Regions from separate parts of the Mus musculus genome. Here region 2 is linked to region 1. A link is a loop called in an ENCODE intact Hi-C map of the cell type or tissue named here. Cell type or tissue: gastrocnemius. All regions are shown on one strand.

Region 1 (8,000 bases):
CAGAGATTGATGGGAGACCTCATTGGCTGTGGATGGCTGGGCATGGTGTCAGCTTCTTCTTGTCCAGTTAGCTTTGAGCAGAGGGGACCATAGAACACGGACTGGATTTTGGGTTTCTACTCAAAGAGAATTCTTGGTGAGTTTCAGTAGACAATATGTTACAAATAGAGTGGTTCCATGGGGGGTTAGATGTATGACCTCCCTGCAGACACTGAGTCCAGAAGATGCTGAAGTCCTGTAGCCTGCCACTCACCTTAAATTCTCTCTAGATTCCCTGTAATATCTGATTCATGTGTAATAGTTCCCAATATAATATTGTTTCAGGAAGGATGACAAGGGCAAAAACAATCTGTATATGTTTGGTTGACTTTTTTTTTTCTGAGTGTTTTTAGTTCTTGGATAGTTAAATAATGAGGCTACAGGGTTGGGAGTGCCAACTTTGGAGCCCAGGAGAGCTCACTGTTTACTAGACAGTTCAAAGAAACCAGAGATGAGAACCTGAGACACCAGACCCTGGGAGGGAACTCAGTCAGGATCCTCTGGGTGATCCGCATGGTTGTGAGTTCATTTCCCAATGAAACAGCAATAGCCGCACGACACAACACAGTCCCTCCTAACAGACCTTATATGCTCAATGACAAGGAGAGGACTCCAATTTTAGGAGAAATGAAATAAACAGGGCATCTAACAAAAGAGACATGTCCATGCTTTTGAAGAAACAATGAAGCGGCATGAGAGCCATCCAAAAGGACACATGGCATATCTTGATTTTTTTTTTTTTTTTTTTTTTTTTTTTTTTTTTTTTTTTTAGAAATATTCAGGATTAGTGTCAAGAGGCAAGGATTCCTCTCAGTTTGAAGAAAAAGCGCCTCCTTTTGTGCAGAAAAAAATCATTTAAAACTTTAGAGCTATCCCAGCAAATAGCAACTTGCTATGAGACATTGTGCAGCCTTTACATGCAGAATACTGTAGGTTTTGAGATACTGGGAAGGAGAGAGAGGCTAAGAGGATTTGGTTACAGAGTTTGCAGGTTGGAAATCTGCACAAGATACAAGAGACTACAAGGACCAGGACAGGACAGGACACTGGGGGGCGGTAGGGGGGACTTGGATATTTATCCAAAGTATACACTCATTGTCTTTGCTCCTCTAAGAAAGGATTTTTAAATTTAAATCTATTTTTATTTAAAAGAAGTTATTTATGCCTGTTGTGGTGGGTGTATTCAGTCTACCTCTTGTTCTGACCTAGGTTTGTAGTCCATTGGGGATGGGGGCAATAGTCTTCATCTCCCTGCTAGATTTTAAGCAAAAGGTCACTGAGGACAGGGGAAAAAAGAAAGATCAATTTTTATATGATGTAAATATGTTTTCACTTAAGTAACTTCAAAGTCACGTTAGACCCTTTTATTAGTGTATAGGCTTGCTGGCTTGCTTTTTTTGGGGGGGGGCAACTTCACACAAGCTAGAAGGTCATCTAGGAGGAGGGAACCTCAATTGAGAAAATGCCTCCATCAGGTTGGCCTGTAGGTAAGTCTGTGGGTGCATTTTCTTGATTGATGATTGATGTGGGGGGGGGGCCCAGCCTACTGTAGTCAGTTCCTTGTGTGGGCAGGTGGTCTTGGGTTGTATAAAAGAGGAGGAGGAACAAGTTGTGAGGAGCCAGCCAGTAAGAAGCATTCCTCCAACGACTGCTTCAGCTCCTGCCACTGCTCTGACCTCTCCTCAGGATGGCTAAGCTCTAAGCGTAAACCTTTTTTTTTCTCTAAATTACTTTTTGCCGTGGCGTTGATCACAGCATTAGAAAGCAAAGCAGGGCAGTGCATGTTCATTGTGTAAGATTGTAGATTTTCATAATGACATTTTTGTTAAAGTTAGCTATGTTCTTTTCTCATATCTCCTCCCATTATCTTCTCTGGTGTCCCATCAAACAAGTCCCCCTTCTCTTCCCAGATAGGCCCCTTTCTCGGTCATCAACTCTCTGTGTTAGAGTATTTGTCTTCCTGAGTCTGGCATATATTGCACAGTATGCTGAACTCTGGATCTATCCATTTCCTCGCAAATGACACAATTTTGTTCTTCCTTATGACTGAACAAAACTCCGCTGTGTATATAATACTGCCTATTCTTTATTCAGATGCCCAGGCTGATTCTATAACTTGTCCATAGAGCCACAGATGTGTGTGTATTTGTAGTGTATTGGCTTAGGCTCCTCTGGGTGTATTCTCTAGAATGCTGCAGCTGGATCAGAACTCTTTATACAGATGTTCTGTTTTTTTTATTTTAATTTTCTTTTTATTTTCTGCACCTGGCATTCTGTCTTTATCTTTCAATATTCCACCACAGTATATAATATAATATCAGAATGTGGTTCTACCTTTATTTTAGTTTTGGAAGACCCTTCATGTTGATTTCCACAGTGGCTATACTAGTTGATGTTATTGCTAAAGGGACCTAAGTCTTCCTTCCCCTCCTCTCCTTCATTCTCATCAGTATCCGATGCTGTTTGTTTTAGTGCTAGCCATTTTATCTGGTGGTAAGATGTATTCTCATTGCAGTTTTGATTACAGCTCCCCCTGGTTAAGGACTCTGAACATATTTTGCATCTTTTTTTTTTTTAAATTATTTGTACTTTATCTTTTGAGAAGTGTCTGTTCATTTCATCTGCCCATTTGTTGACTGGATAGATTTCTTGGGTGTTTAATATTTTTCTGTCATTCTTTTAACATCCTAGATATTGACAACCTAAATTTCAAATGATGCTGGGTAGTCAAAACAATACTGAACAAAAAAGGTAATGGCTGGAGGAATGGCAATAGAAGATTCTAAGTATCACAGAACTGCAGGAAGAAACACAGCATGGTGTTGCCACAAAACCACGTAACTCAAAGGAGCAGAAGATTCAGGAATGAATCAGTGCAGCTGCACCTAAGGCTACCTCACTAGGTACCCAAAGCACACACCAGAGAAAAGAAGGTCTCTGGCACATCGCGCTGGGAAAGCTAGATTCTGCATGTGGAAGAATTAAACTGGATCTCTGTATCTTGCCCTGCCCAAAGATCAATTCAAAATGGATCAAAGCACTTAATATAACACTCAAAAACCTTAAATGGTCAAAGGAAAACAGGAAAAAACCCTCCATGATGCAGGAATTGGGAAGGATTCTCTGAAAAGAGCCCTAAGCTCACAGGAAATGATTACAAAAACTGTCAAGCAAGATTGAATGAAATGAAAATGCTTCTACACCACAAAGGAAGCAACAGATCGAAGAGACCGCCTACAGAACAGGGTGAAAACAAAACTAAGCTTAAGGCACAGTTTATGAAATCATAGAGACTTGAAGGAAGTGGAGCCAGAGAGGAGGAAGGTGGTGGGGGGTGAGGGCGGCACACCACTAGGTGGCGCCTGTTTCTTCCGGAATAAGTAGGATTTGCTCTCAGCCTGGAATCTCAGGAATTAAGGGGTAGCCCTGTAGCGAAGTCCATGCAAGTGACATAGATCATGTCATACTTAGTGCTGAGCCCAAGAAGTCATTAGGTCCACGCGGCTGCCTAGACTATCACAGATCTGCATTACTGTAGTATGTATGATAAAGTTGTATCATGTCCATACTTCACTCCAGCCTCATTTCTCCAAGCCGAGTCACTCCATAGAGACTATCAAGCTTTGGGTCCCAGGCTGTTAAGGTGTGGGAAGGGAATGGAGGCTTTATCAGTCTTCCAGCTGGGTGGCTTTAGGTGACACAGGTCCTCTGGCTCTTCCATGGGGTGCAAGGCCTGGCTCAGGCGCCCACTGTAGGTCAACCCATGGCAGAAGATTTGTTTGCAATCAGACAGTTCAGTTCCCATGCCTCACATGAATAAGAAGGTGGCGCACCCGGAACATTTCATAGTACCTAGGCTTAGGTTTAAGATATGACCTTTGTGATCACTAGGTCTTTGGCGTTCTAACGCTTGGAGTAATAATTTGGGTATTTTATCATAAAAATTACCCTTTCTCAAAGCCCTTCCTCTATAGATTTGTCTATTTGCCCTGAAGTCTTTCTTGTTCCTGTGGTCTGTAGTGAAGGTGCAAAATTTTGGTGACTGTGGGCTGCGTGTTCGAATTCTGCAGGGGTGATCGCGGCTCGCTTTAACTTCCTCTCGCTGAAGGAAGCAATTTTTCCACTCACAGATTTCCTGGATTTAGTGAGAGATTTTGTATGGTAAGCACCTAAATGCCAGGGGGCGTCCGTGAGGGTAAACCCACAGTGGAAAAACTGCTTTTGGGGGCAACTCTGGATCAATCAACCAGAACCACTCTCCTCCCTGTGACCTTGTATTCCAAATCTTGTCTCCCGCCTCGCCTGGGTTTTCATAAACGGCTTAAAAAAAATCCCAGAAGACAAAAACGAAACCGACAAAATACCCTGGCCCGCAGATGTGTAAACTACAAGGGGTCGGGCTGGAGAGAAAGTCACCCAGAATGTGCATCCAGTTCCAGCCAGCTTCGGGGGTGGAGCGCCAACAAGCTGCGGAGGAGGAGCGGCGGGCGGGGGCGCGAGCACGAGCAGACACAGGCGCGCCACCGCTGCCGTCGCTGCCGCCGCCGCAGCCCTTGGCTCCCCCGGCTGGAAACCTTGGCGATCGAACTGCTGCCTCCACCTCTGCGCCGCTTGCCGCCCCTCCCGCAGTCCCGCGGCTTTCGAGGGAGCGCTGCGGGGACTCGGGACCGCCGGGGAAACCTGTGACCCCGCGCAGGAGCGGCGGGGCGGGGGACCGGGAGAAGATGGCGACGCCGGGAAGCGAACCCCAAGCTTTCGCGCCCGCTCTCTCGGTAACCGCCCTGCACCCGCATCTCCACCAGCACCACCAACACCACCAACACCACCAGCACCACGGAGGCACCGGCGGCACCGGCTTCAACCTGCCCTTGAACCGTGGTTTGGAGCGCGCGCTGGAGGAGGCGGCCAACTCTGGGGGCTTGAACCTGAGCGCCAGGAAGCTGAAGGAGTTTCCCAGGACTACGGCCCCGGGACATGACCTCTCGGACACGGTTCGGGCAGGTGAGACAAGGCCGGGGCTGGCCACGCGTGTGCGAGCCGGGCTGTCGCTCCTTCCCGCCGGGCCCGAATGTGTTACTAGATTGGCTCGGCAGGAGCGGGTTCTGCAACGAGCACGGTGGTTGTAGCGGGCACGGTGGTCCTCCTGGCCCCGGCGACCTGCGACCGTGGTGCAGGAGCGCAGGGATGCGCCTAGGAGCTGTTCCTGGCGCGCGGGAAGTGGGGGCATCTCGGGCGACCGCGAGCAAGTCCAGAACACGAACCAAGTCGTGGACCTCTACATGGAAGCATTCTGCGTCCTGGTGGGTGGGGAAGGCCAGACAAAGGTGGCCGGCCGTCGGCTAGCCCTGTCCTCTCCGCGTAGTGTCGGGGCCCCGGCCTCCGCGCCGCGCGACCGTGGCTTGCTGCAGCCAGAGAGGCGGTGCCAACCTTGGTTCTGCGCCTGTGCGAGCAGAGGCTGGTGTCTGGCTCTCCGCCCACACATTTTGGTTCCCTCCACCGGGGCTCCCCGGTTCTCACTAACCCCGGTCTTTGCGGGGGCCCTGGAGGGGAAGCGTGGCATAGTAAATGAAAAGTAATTAAAGTGAGCCTGTTTGCCAGTGTGAGCCCGGCAAGTTGTAACCCGCGCCACAGAGCAGCCTGCTTCTTCAAGTTGTGTCATGTGTTGACATATTTTGGAGATGTCTGCTTTCCCTTTAGTAGTCGGAGTTGTGGGAGTGGACCCATAAACAGGAAGGAGGGTGGTGGAAGAGGGTTGGGGCCTTGGGAATCCGTGCAGATCTGACTTAAGTTTCCGACCATATCCTGTTCTGTTCTTTGCGGGACGATTTGTACCCCAGCGAGCGCCTAGCGTTTCCCAGGGCAGTGGGTGCCCCACTTTTGTGCCATTGCCTAGACCTCACGACTGTCGTTGTCTCTTCCGACTTGCATCAGGTCTCTTAGGCTTCTGAATGGCTTGGCTTTCAGATGGGGTCCTTCAGCTACTTATAAAGGAAGACTAGGGGGCGGGGCAGGGGAGCCAGCTGTGGCTTTCGGAGGCTAGGTTTCTGGTTAATTCCATAAACATTTAATCAGGAGACCAATTGAAAATTTAGATGGAGTTCTGAGTCCATTGGAGGCTAGAAGCACTCCTCTGGAGTCATTAAACGGTGATATTTGGGTTTAAGGATTGTCAGGAATGGGTAAGCAGAGGGGAAATTCCAGAACTCAGTTTTCAACAGCTGGAGAGGCTCTTGATAGGACCTCATAGTTACAGCTTCTCAAGTAGAAGTTATTCTAAGAGTCGCCTGAATCATTAACCTTAAAAAGTCACCCCATGTTTTCCTTCCCATCTGCCATAGTTAGAATGGCTGTGTACTGCAGAATGGAGAATCAGAATGCCCCATGCTAACGTGTTCGCGCTATTCAGTAGCAGGCTTAGAGTTATTCCAACACTTCAGTATTACTCATGATTCCTCCCAAGGTTGGGTAGAGTTGGCATGTGTGCTGTGCTGGCATGTCTTTGAGAATACCATTGCTTTAAAAGTAGTGGAGGGAGGTGTTCATCTTTCAGTTACCGCCTCTGTGAGTTGACACTGTGTGGAAAGGGTCCTTCCTTCCTGTTCTCTCTGTGTGCGGTGGGGTGTGCAGGTGTCCAGGCATTAGGAGTGTTACATATATTTTAATGCTCCTAAAATCCTTAAGTAGTCAAAAGTAAGAGGCTTCATGCTAATTCTCCACCCTAAAACAGTTACTATTTTGGAGCAGCAGCGGCAAAAGAATGTCAGCTACGTTTGTGGGCACTTAAGGCAATACCATAAAGAAAACAAAAGCAAAAACAAAAACAGTAGCTGAAGAGTCTGTTGTTTTATGTAAAAGTTTCAACATTCACATGTGTTAAGGATTGCTTGCCTTGACCTGAGTCACACATGTGAGTGAGTATTCCTCTCTTCTCCAGAAATGCTTAGGTTGGACACGGGGACTTTGCCTGTGAGCCCAGTAGTTGGAGGCCAGTCTGGACTTAGTAGTAAATTCCAGGCCAGCCTCCGTTACAGGTTAAGGCGGCCCTGACTCATTCTTCATGCCTATACACCCCCACATCCCCCAAAGAGTGTATTAAATTGAGCATTATTCTTTACTTGTGAAAGCAACAAAGCAAAATAAAGACATTCCGTGGGGGGTGTTGACATTTCCTACACATAAGGGAGTTGAGGGAGATGTTGAACCTTTGGTAATAATAAATCCCATACAGATAGTGGCTTCTCCTGGGCTCAAACATCTAAGGATGGACTATGACGATCCTCAAGACCCTTTCATAAGTTTACTTGGGTAGTGGGGAGCCTTTTCTCTCTGTTAAGTTATGTGTTTCATTGTGTCTTGTAAAATTTAGCCTTTCCAGCAGCTATTTCTACAGACAGCACCACATACTTGGGCCACACAGCCCAACTGAACAGAGATGTAAAGTAAGAGATGAGAGGCCCTGAACTGCTCAGTAGTACAAGAAACCAAAACCAAAACAAAGACCTTCTTAATTTCACTTTTAGGCTGTTATTTCCCTGAAATTCAATCAAAACAGCATGCTTTGTGCCAAGACAGGCAGTCCTGTAGTAAGTAAGCTTACTGGGAAGTAGCTGGGGACAGTGGCAGAGGCGTTACTATCCTAGACTGGATTAGAACTGATGTGGGCATGGTACTTACTTGGCTAACTGTGAAGTCTGTGTCAGGAGCACAGTTGGAACATCATCTCCCCGTAGAGAGAAGCCAGGTTACATGCTTAAAGTCATACCCCTGCTGAGACACAGACCAGTGATCTGAGTCCTCAAGGCTTCTCTCTAGTGTTTGTGTCCTGACCGAAGCCTGTTGGGCAGAGGGCAACCGTGGAGAGAGTAGAATTTGGGAGGCTTCTTGAAGGTTCATTCCATAGACCTTCATCCCTTCACCTGTTCTGTGAGGTCCCACTCTGGTTTGAGGAAGGGATGGGAGAT
Region 2 (8,000 bases), 150 kb after region 1:
GCCCTTCCCTTGTCTTGGGGGATATTCTTCCTTTAGTGTTTGTCTGATGTTTCCTCTTGATTGAGGGTCTGCATTCTTATTTTGGATATTGCCTTGGTGCTGTTGCGTGCTCTTCCCGGGCTCTCAGATTTGGAGGCTTGCTGTGTCCTTCTTGCCCCCATTGCTTGTATTTAGTTGAAACACTCCATTGTTATATCACCCCATTTTATTACTGTATTATGGTTATTTCATTGTTCCCGCATGACCAGTGAGAAGTCTATGAAGAGATGTTTTAGCTCCTGATGACTATCCTGCTGAATGACTTCAGGGTGAGGAGGACACAAGATTAAAAAATCCAGGGCACAGTTCAAACATTGTGTCTCTGTTTACAAGTGCTTATTCCTAACAGAAAAAGAAGCCTTGCTGGGTGCCAGGTTTTGTGCTTCATGTTTTATAGGCCTTATCAACACAAGCCCTTTTTGATTTATAATGGGTTTCTGGTTCCTCTCATGTATTGCTGTTAAAAACATTAATGCAAAAATGCATTTAATCTACCTACCATAGTGAGCACTGTTGCTTTGCCTAGCCTACCCTAATGGGTTCGGAGCGTTTATAATAGCTTGCAGCGAGGGAAAATCATTTAAAATGCCTGCTGTATAGTAGTAATCTAAAGTAATTTATTGAATGTTTTGCTAAAAGCCTTCAGTAAGTGGCATGGCAGCATACACCTGGAACAGCAGGAGGCGGAATTAGGAGGATCAGGAGTTCAGTGGGAGCTTTGGTTACAAGACAAGTTTGAGGCAGGTCAGGGTTGTGTGAGACTCTTTTTACACCAGAGTAAAGCAGACCTTTTCCAAGTCAAACCTTCATGAAATCAGGACTTTGTATTTCCATCTCCTCAGTAAGTATGCTCTGGGTGTCGCTGTGTGTCACTGAGGAAGCCTTGAGGACCACAAAGGTCGTTCTCTTAGCAGCGTATATTCCTGATGGCTGTTAGGAAATATAGGAGTTAACGTGACCTGTTCATGGATGCAGGACATGATGCTCACGGTTGAGACTGGCTGACTCGTTACCATGGTAATGGATAGGCCGGCTATTCCATCACACTAGATTGCCTTCTTTGTATTCAGTTTGTCACACTCCAAACCTTAGCGACAGCTGATGGCGTGGAACCTCTCCTTAAAAGCTTTGTCTTAGCGGAAGGCAAGAAGCCAATACACTTATGAGTTCATGAGCAACGCTTCCAGGAGTGTGGAAGGCGTTTGGAAAGGCTAGAAGAGGATGGGTATGTATCTACATATAGACTGAGCCTAGTTCACAATTCAGTCTGCATCTAATTTTCATTGGGATCCCTGCCCAAGCCAGGTGCTCAAGCCCGCCCCCTGGAAGCAGTAGCTGCACTCACTTCAACCTCCTATTCTGCCCAGGCCGAGGCAGGGGCAGCCTGTGTGGCTGGGGATGGTGTAATTCTGCCATTGAGGCCGGAGGATTCCAGTTTCAGGGTGAACCTGGACTGCCTAGTGAGACCCTGTGGAGAAACAGCACTTACTTGTTTCCAAGATTGCCAGAGCACAAGGAAGGAAACGAAGCTTCTAGGGGTCAGAGGTTCCCGAACTCCTCTCCGTTCAGCTGCCGGTGCTCTCTGTCAGGTTACAGTGCTGTAAGCTTGTCTCCCTTTGCTTTGGTGAGTAACCATGCTTGCGTAAGGCATTCTTGTCTACCCTCTCAAGGGAGCTTTGGACCCATGACAGGCTTTCAAAAGGAAGGGATGGACAGCCAGCCTGATGCAAAAAGGAAGTCATGTGATGAAGGAAAAGGAAATAAGTTGTGGCTTCTCTAGGTCCCTGGTCTCACTTGTTATTTGGTCACACATCGACACACCCTTTCTCCAGACCGACAGTTGGTTGCCTACTTGTGCAGGGTGTGGCTTTTTTTTTGTTGTGGAGGACGGATCGTGAGACCCATAAAGTAGCAAAATGGTTGAGTGAACAGAAGATGTTGGTACTGGTAACATTTCTAGTGGGTTGCCATCCTGAGTTGTTTGCTGTGTTCTTCCGGAAAGGATAGAGTGTATAACAAGGCATGAGGACAGCTTAGTTTGTGGACCTGCAAGGGAGCACGGGTAGCCCGGGAAGATTGAGCACAGTGTGTTACCACCACTGAGAGGGGAGGCAGAGGTTGTAGAGGGTCTGCCTGCATGTCATGTGACCTGCCTTAAACATAGTTTAGAAGACTGGCCACATGAAGTTATGTACCATAGGTGTCCACAAGGTGAGAACGCACCTCCCTTGCTTGTAAATAGTACTGAGGAGAGGAGTTTGTGAGGACAATGGGGAGAGTTGGTAGAAGTCTAGTTGGCTCTCCTAAGAAGGCCCTTTAATTGAGTAGGGACATGAATGACATTTTATTCTACATGCATTTCCCTTGGGTTCATTTTAAATAGCACTCCTCCACACAATGGGCACCTTAGATTTACACTTTTATGGTGGCATATATGCAGGTGTTTATTAGCTATCCCCAAACTTTTTATTTTTATTTTGTTTTATTTTTTGTTTGTTTTTTGAGACAGGGTTTCTCTGTATAGTCCTGGCTGTTCTGGAACTCACTTTGTAGACCAGGCTGGCCTTGAACTCAGAAATCCACCTGCCTCTGCCTCCCAAGTGCTGGGATTAAAGGCGGACGCCACCACACCCAGCTCTTTTTTTTTTTTGCAAATTTTTTATTTATTAGAGTGTATATGTTAAGTCATGCTTGGTTCCTTAACAGCTCTCTTAACCAGTGACTGCCAAAGCAGACTGATAATAAACAGGTCACGTGAATGAGGTTTTTCAAGGTTGCTCAGGGTTCAAGCGTGTGTACCTACTGAAAATTTCTGTATATTTTGGAACTACTAGTTTGGACCATTTCTAAAAACCCATAATTCAAATAGAGAAAGGAGCCAGGAGACAGTTTGGTTACTTGGCCAGGTAAGATGCGCTCATAGCTACTGGGGAAAGATCCCTGTTTGGGGGCTCTCATGTTAATCTGTGCTAGTCTTTAGATTTTTCTCAATGGATACAAGCTGCGTAGTTTTAGAAAATAGAAGGATGACCTTCTTAGCTACTTAACCATGAATTAATTCAACATTTGCTAGTTAGTGTGTGCTTCTGGGCCAGGGCTATGGCAGCAATAAAAAAAAGATGTAGTCCTTGCCTCCTCTTTCTCCAAATCTAATGGAACGTATACATTTCTCTCTCCCTTAAGGTGCAAAATGATCTAATGTTACAGAGTAATGGAAGCCAGTATTCTCCCAATGAGGTAAGCTTCCTGAGGGTTAATGGCAGCTGAGGTATTCCATGGAGACCAAACTGAACCATTGGTCCCAGAGTTGGATAGTCTGACTCCGGGATTAAAGAGTTAATGGGACTGTCTCTGGGGTCTCTCGATAGTTGTCACTCACTGTCACAAAATCACTTGGCTCTATACATCACTAAAGATTAATTCTGTGAGAAATGGCCTTTGAGATCTAGGGGTGGGATGTCTTTATGGAAAACGGCAGATGATCATTCAGATGACATTTCCTCAGTTGCTACCCAAGATGGTTCGATGCGCAGTTTCTGCGTGATGAGCTGCATGCTCAGTGTTAGCCGTGTGTCTCCGTGTTACAGAGGCTCCGTTAGACGTGCTCTTTGGCGTGCCTGCCCGTCTGCAGTCAGATGTGTCCAATGAGAGGCAGATCACGGCTTTGTGTCACTGCAAGATGATTTTGTAGTGAGCAAATAAAGACTTCAATGCAACAACAAAAAGAATACCGGAAAACATTCTATTGACCACCTCTTAGAGTATTTACAAAATGTCTTTTTTAAAAAGCCAAGCTGTCATCCATCACAAGGCAGCCATAGCAAAAGCAGAGTCATTTTATAACAATCACTAACCATACAAGTCCATCTGCTTCTTCATTTCCCAATTGTTTTCTCACCCCACAGATACGAGAGAACTCCCCTTCAGTGTCTCCTACTGCAAACATCACAGCTCCGTTTGGCCTGAAGCCTCGTTCAGGTACGTTGACCTCAGTAACTAAAGTAACTAAAATGATTTCTCTTTGGCCTTTCAAACTTATTCGTGAGTAATATGAGCTTTGCCAGTTCTAGTCGGCTGGGGTCCTGGCATCAGAATAGCAGCAGCTTGGTGAGGTCGGGTGATAACGTTATGCTATTGTGAGGTCTGTGCTTCCAGGACTGGGCAGCTCGCCCTCTTCTGAATCACAGCAAAGAAAAGTGGCAAAGGGCAATGTAAGTAGGGAAGGAATACTCCCTTCCAGCTTTTAACCCGTGGGAATAAACCGGCTCCGCTTTACCCCAAAGGTTCCTGGTGCCCTGAGGAGGTACAGGGCAGCCTGCAGGCAGAGTCCTCCCCAAGACGACCCCAGTTGCTTTCCAGGCATGGTAAGGGCTCTGCATTGACTCACACAAGAGGGTGAGCACTTTAAGGCTTGTATGAGTGGTTAGGAGTCGGGGAAACTTCTTAGAAAGGAAAACACCTTACTTTTTGACCTACTTGGTTGTAGTTTGTGTTACCATATTGACAAAGTTAATGTTAGCAAAGTGCAAAGTTACTTTTAATTTTTTAAAAAAGGGCCCCAGGTAGAAAAATACATTTCTTTCCACATTTCCAGTTTTGGTGCTAAATGCCTTCTTTTGGGACCTTGTTTGTTTGTGCTTTTTTGTTCCTCTCAGACTTACTATATTTACCACGAATGCTTTTAAATAGTTCTTACAAGGGCCCTGGACACACACAAGCACACCTGGTAGAAAACACAGGTGATCTTGGATTTGAGGCAAAGCATTTTGACAACAGTATGAGCGTTACCCATTTCTGGCTTGAATAAACATCGCTAGGGGAAAAACAGAGATGATTCGTTTTATAGGGGAGATGGTTTGTTCTTGGAAGACATTGATTGATGGGCACACGTGGCCAAGTGTGGAGGTGTCCTGGCCGTTAGAATAGAATAAGAGAAAATAAACAGTTGGGAAATGGCTTTAGTATGATCAGAGTTTCTAGATCTTTCCTGTCTTGTTTTTTTCAGTCCTAGGAATTAAACCCAGGCCCTTACACGTGTCAGGGCCGTGCACTACCACTGAGCGGTATCTCTAGCCCTAGAGAATGTTACAGATAGGAAGGGTGAGGATGAGATCGTAGAAAACTCAAGTGACTGGCCCCCTAATGTAAGGAAGTGGGCGTATACAGACAAATCTGGGGTACACCTCAATTATGCCCATAATCCGAGCTCTGTTCTGGGAGAAATGGAGGTCACTGCTATTATACCCCCCTGCCTCGTGGCTGGCGACAGTTCTCTCGCAAGCCACTGGACAGTTCTGCAGCATTTCAAAATGTCTCATAACTGAAATCAAAACGTGAGTGAGAGTCTGCAAAGATTAATAGCCCTTTGAGTGTTAGACTTTTACAATTAAGTTGTAAAATGGATCCACAGACTTTTAATGCATCTATAGAGCCTAAACCAAGCTTACCAAGTTAGAGATTGCCTTGAACCTGCAGTGTACACCATTCAGGTTCTGTGGAGAGATGAAAAAGAGAGTATTTAGTTACTGTCTCAGTTCTGTAAAAGCATTAAAATACACAATTCCTCTATAGTCATTTTGTTTCTAAATATCAGATGCATGTATACATTTTGAGTGTTGTCTAATGTGACCCAGGAGTTCTGGGTGAATTGTGCAATTATGTCAGCTGACTAGTTGTTAAAAGGGGTTGGCAAAGGGTATCTGTGGGCCTTTCTGCTTTCCGCTGCCTGAATGACCAAGTTCTTTCCTTCTGCTGCCATGACCCAACAGCACGCTAGGCTGCAGGCTCGCAGAACTGTTAAGATTAAGGCTATTAACTGCATGCAGAGTGTGAGCCAGTACTAACACTCGGTTTTTATCGTTCTTTTCCTTCCATGCGCCATCTCCCATTCCCCTCCTGAACTGTCCATTTGAATTTAAACCCCACATAATGAAATCCACCTCATTTCCATACGAACCTCATGCCACGTGTGGAATGCTGCGGCCCCCTGGGTTCCCCCTGGTCCTTGTGCAACTGTCCACCTGGCTCTCTCGCTCGTCTGCAGACCCAGCCCTCATTCTCCCTCCTATCTCCTTCAACACACTTACACAGGCACAAACATGGGACAACTCTAGCTACAGTGTTCCATCTGAAGGAAACAGTGACAATGGTAGGTGCTTTGTTGTCTCTTCTTCGATGTTCATGTAATAAGCCTGTGACTGTACTCCACAGGCCTCTGTGTGTACCTGGAGACAGGATATATTGACCTGCATACTCCATACTCTGGAAAGCCTCTGAGGCAACGTCTAGACAAGTGCTTGTGACCTCTTGCCTAACAGCTGATGATGTGACAGTTGATTTACCTCGAGGGTACTGACTCTGGGAGGATTTTTTCAATACTCTCTTGTCTACCTATTATGCTAGGGGTTTGGTTGGTTTGTCTGCTCGTCTACAGAGATTGAAACTCACGCATTTCGGTTATCTCCACTTGCTTCTGACCCCATAGTTAATGCTCTCAGAGTTTGTTTTTTAGAGTGTGGGTGTGGTGCTTCACTCCTGTAATGGAGAATGTATAGTTAGAATACTTGCCGTGATCTCTGGTTAAGATTCACCTAAAATTTCCATTTATTAAAGAAGAATACATATTCTGGCAGACTGAATCTACAAGAAATATTAGTACTTTATAGTTGTGTAAAACAGTGGGTCTCAACCATCTTAAGGTCCTGACCCTTTAATACAGTCCATCATGTTTTGATGACCTCCCAATCATTAAATTATTTCCATTGCTAATTCATAACTGTAATCTTGTTTCTGTTATGAGTCATCTTTGTTGTCTGCCAGTAAGGGACTCGAGTGGAAAGGGATGTCCAACCCTCTGAAGGGTCACAACCCACAGCTTGAGCACTGCAGGTCTCAAAAATTTTCACTGAAAATAGTCATGATTTTTTTAAAGAGCAATCATGATACAAAATCCCCTCCTTATGTCATCCTGCTTTAAATTCTGAGCACCGACAGGAGGAGGAAGAGAAGGAGGAGGAGGAGGGTTAGAGAGAATTTTTCTTTCTAAGCTGTTCTTTGGTATAAAACCGGAAGATCAAGCTATGAAAAAGAAGTGTTTCTGTTTTATGAAATCCTGGCTACTATAGGTATAATGCTCTCTATTGGAAATAAGGCTATTATGAAAGATTCATGTGTGAGTTATTTCCTGAGGAGTAATATCTGAAACCAGAGGGCCATGTTTTTTTGTTTTTGTTTTTTTCAATCCTGGAAAGGTCTAAAGACTTTTAACAGCAGAATTTCTATGCTGGTATGTGGCTGTGATAGAGCTCAGATAGGAGGTCTGTATTGCAGGTCTTAACTGTCACCTGTCAGACAAACCATCCTTCATTGGACAGGTGAGGAGCTGATGTGGGCGGTACTGGGCCAGTCTTCTTTTTATTAAAAATTCTGAGATGTCCACAGCCAATAACCATTATGAACATTTAAAAACAAAATAACTTTGCATTTATTACATGGCCTTTTTTCCCCCTGTGTATAACAAATCAGGAGCCTAACCACATTATACCACAGCAGTAATAAAAGGATTGTTTTCATATTCCTCTGGATCGGGCAACCATGTCAGATGTTTCTGATGGTTTACATTTTTTTCTTTATTTGCAGTTTGTCCATAGTGTCACATACCTTTTCAGTCCCTGCGCATGAGACTTGGCCTTGTGACTGCAGTGCTTCCTAACTCAGTGGAAAAGCTGAGGAATGTAGCCCACTCACTGTGTTGTCCTTAACGCTTCCATAGAAACAGACTCTTCTACTCTGTGGGCTTTCTTGGCATGTCCAGAAATGCTTATCTCCACAATTGTGTTGTTTTTTCATTATCTGACACCACAGCTGTCCAGCCTTGCAAACAAGATACCTTAGATAATCATGACGTTTCATTATTAACTTGGTCAAACTTAGAGTATTCATCTCATTGCCCATCTTTGTAC

The links. A loop is a pair of places that touch in the nucleus more often than their neighbours do. Peaks named below come from ENCODE experiments on the same cell type or tissue, not always from the same donor. Only the 100,000 strongest peaks of a DNase experiment are listed, where the experiment ranks them.
Region 2: it touches region 1 in a loop (2.1-fold over the local background); 9 of 42 quality-filtered maps call a loop at or near these places.

The regions. Positions count from the first base shown.
Region 1 is chr14:74,944,424-74,952,423 of GRCm38, reverse strand. Lrch1 (leucine-rich repeats and calponin homology (CH) domain containing 1) reads left to right here and starts at 4,547. Exons shown (of 19, transcript NM_001252132.1): 1 at 4,547-5,040. The coding sequence starts at 4,764. In gastrocnemius, CTCF peaks have their summits at 3,388 (motif pointing right) and 4,503; DNase peaks (open chromatin) are centred at 3,403, 4,240, 4,551 and 5,460; H3K4me3 peaks cover 4,157 bases; H3K27ac peaks cover 4,223 bases.
Region 2 is chr14:74,791,314-74,799,313 of GRCm38, reverse strand. It overlaps Lrch1 (leucine-rich repeats and calponin homology (CH) domain containing 1), which reads left to right. Exons shown (of 19, transcript NM_001252132.1): 14 at 3,223-3,276; 15 at 3,945-4,017. Among named protein-coding and RNA genes, the nearest start is that of Gm52135, 23 kb to the left of the region's middle. In gastrocnemius, no CTCF peak of the experiment used is centred here; a DNase peak (open chromatin) is centred at 4,158.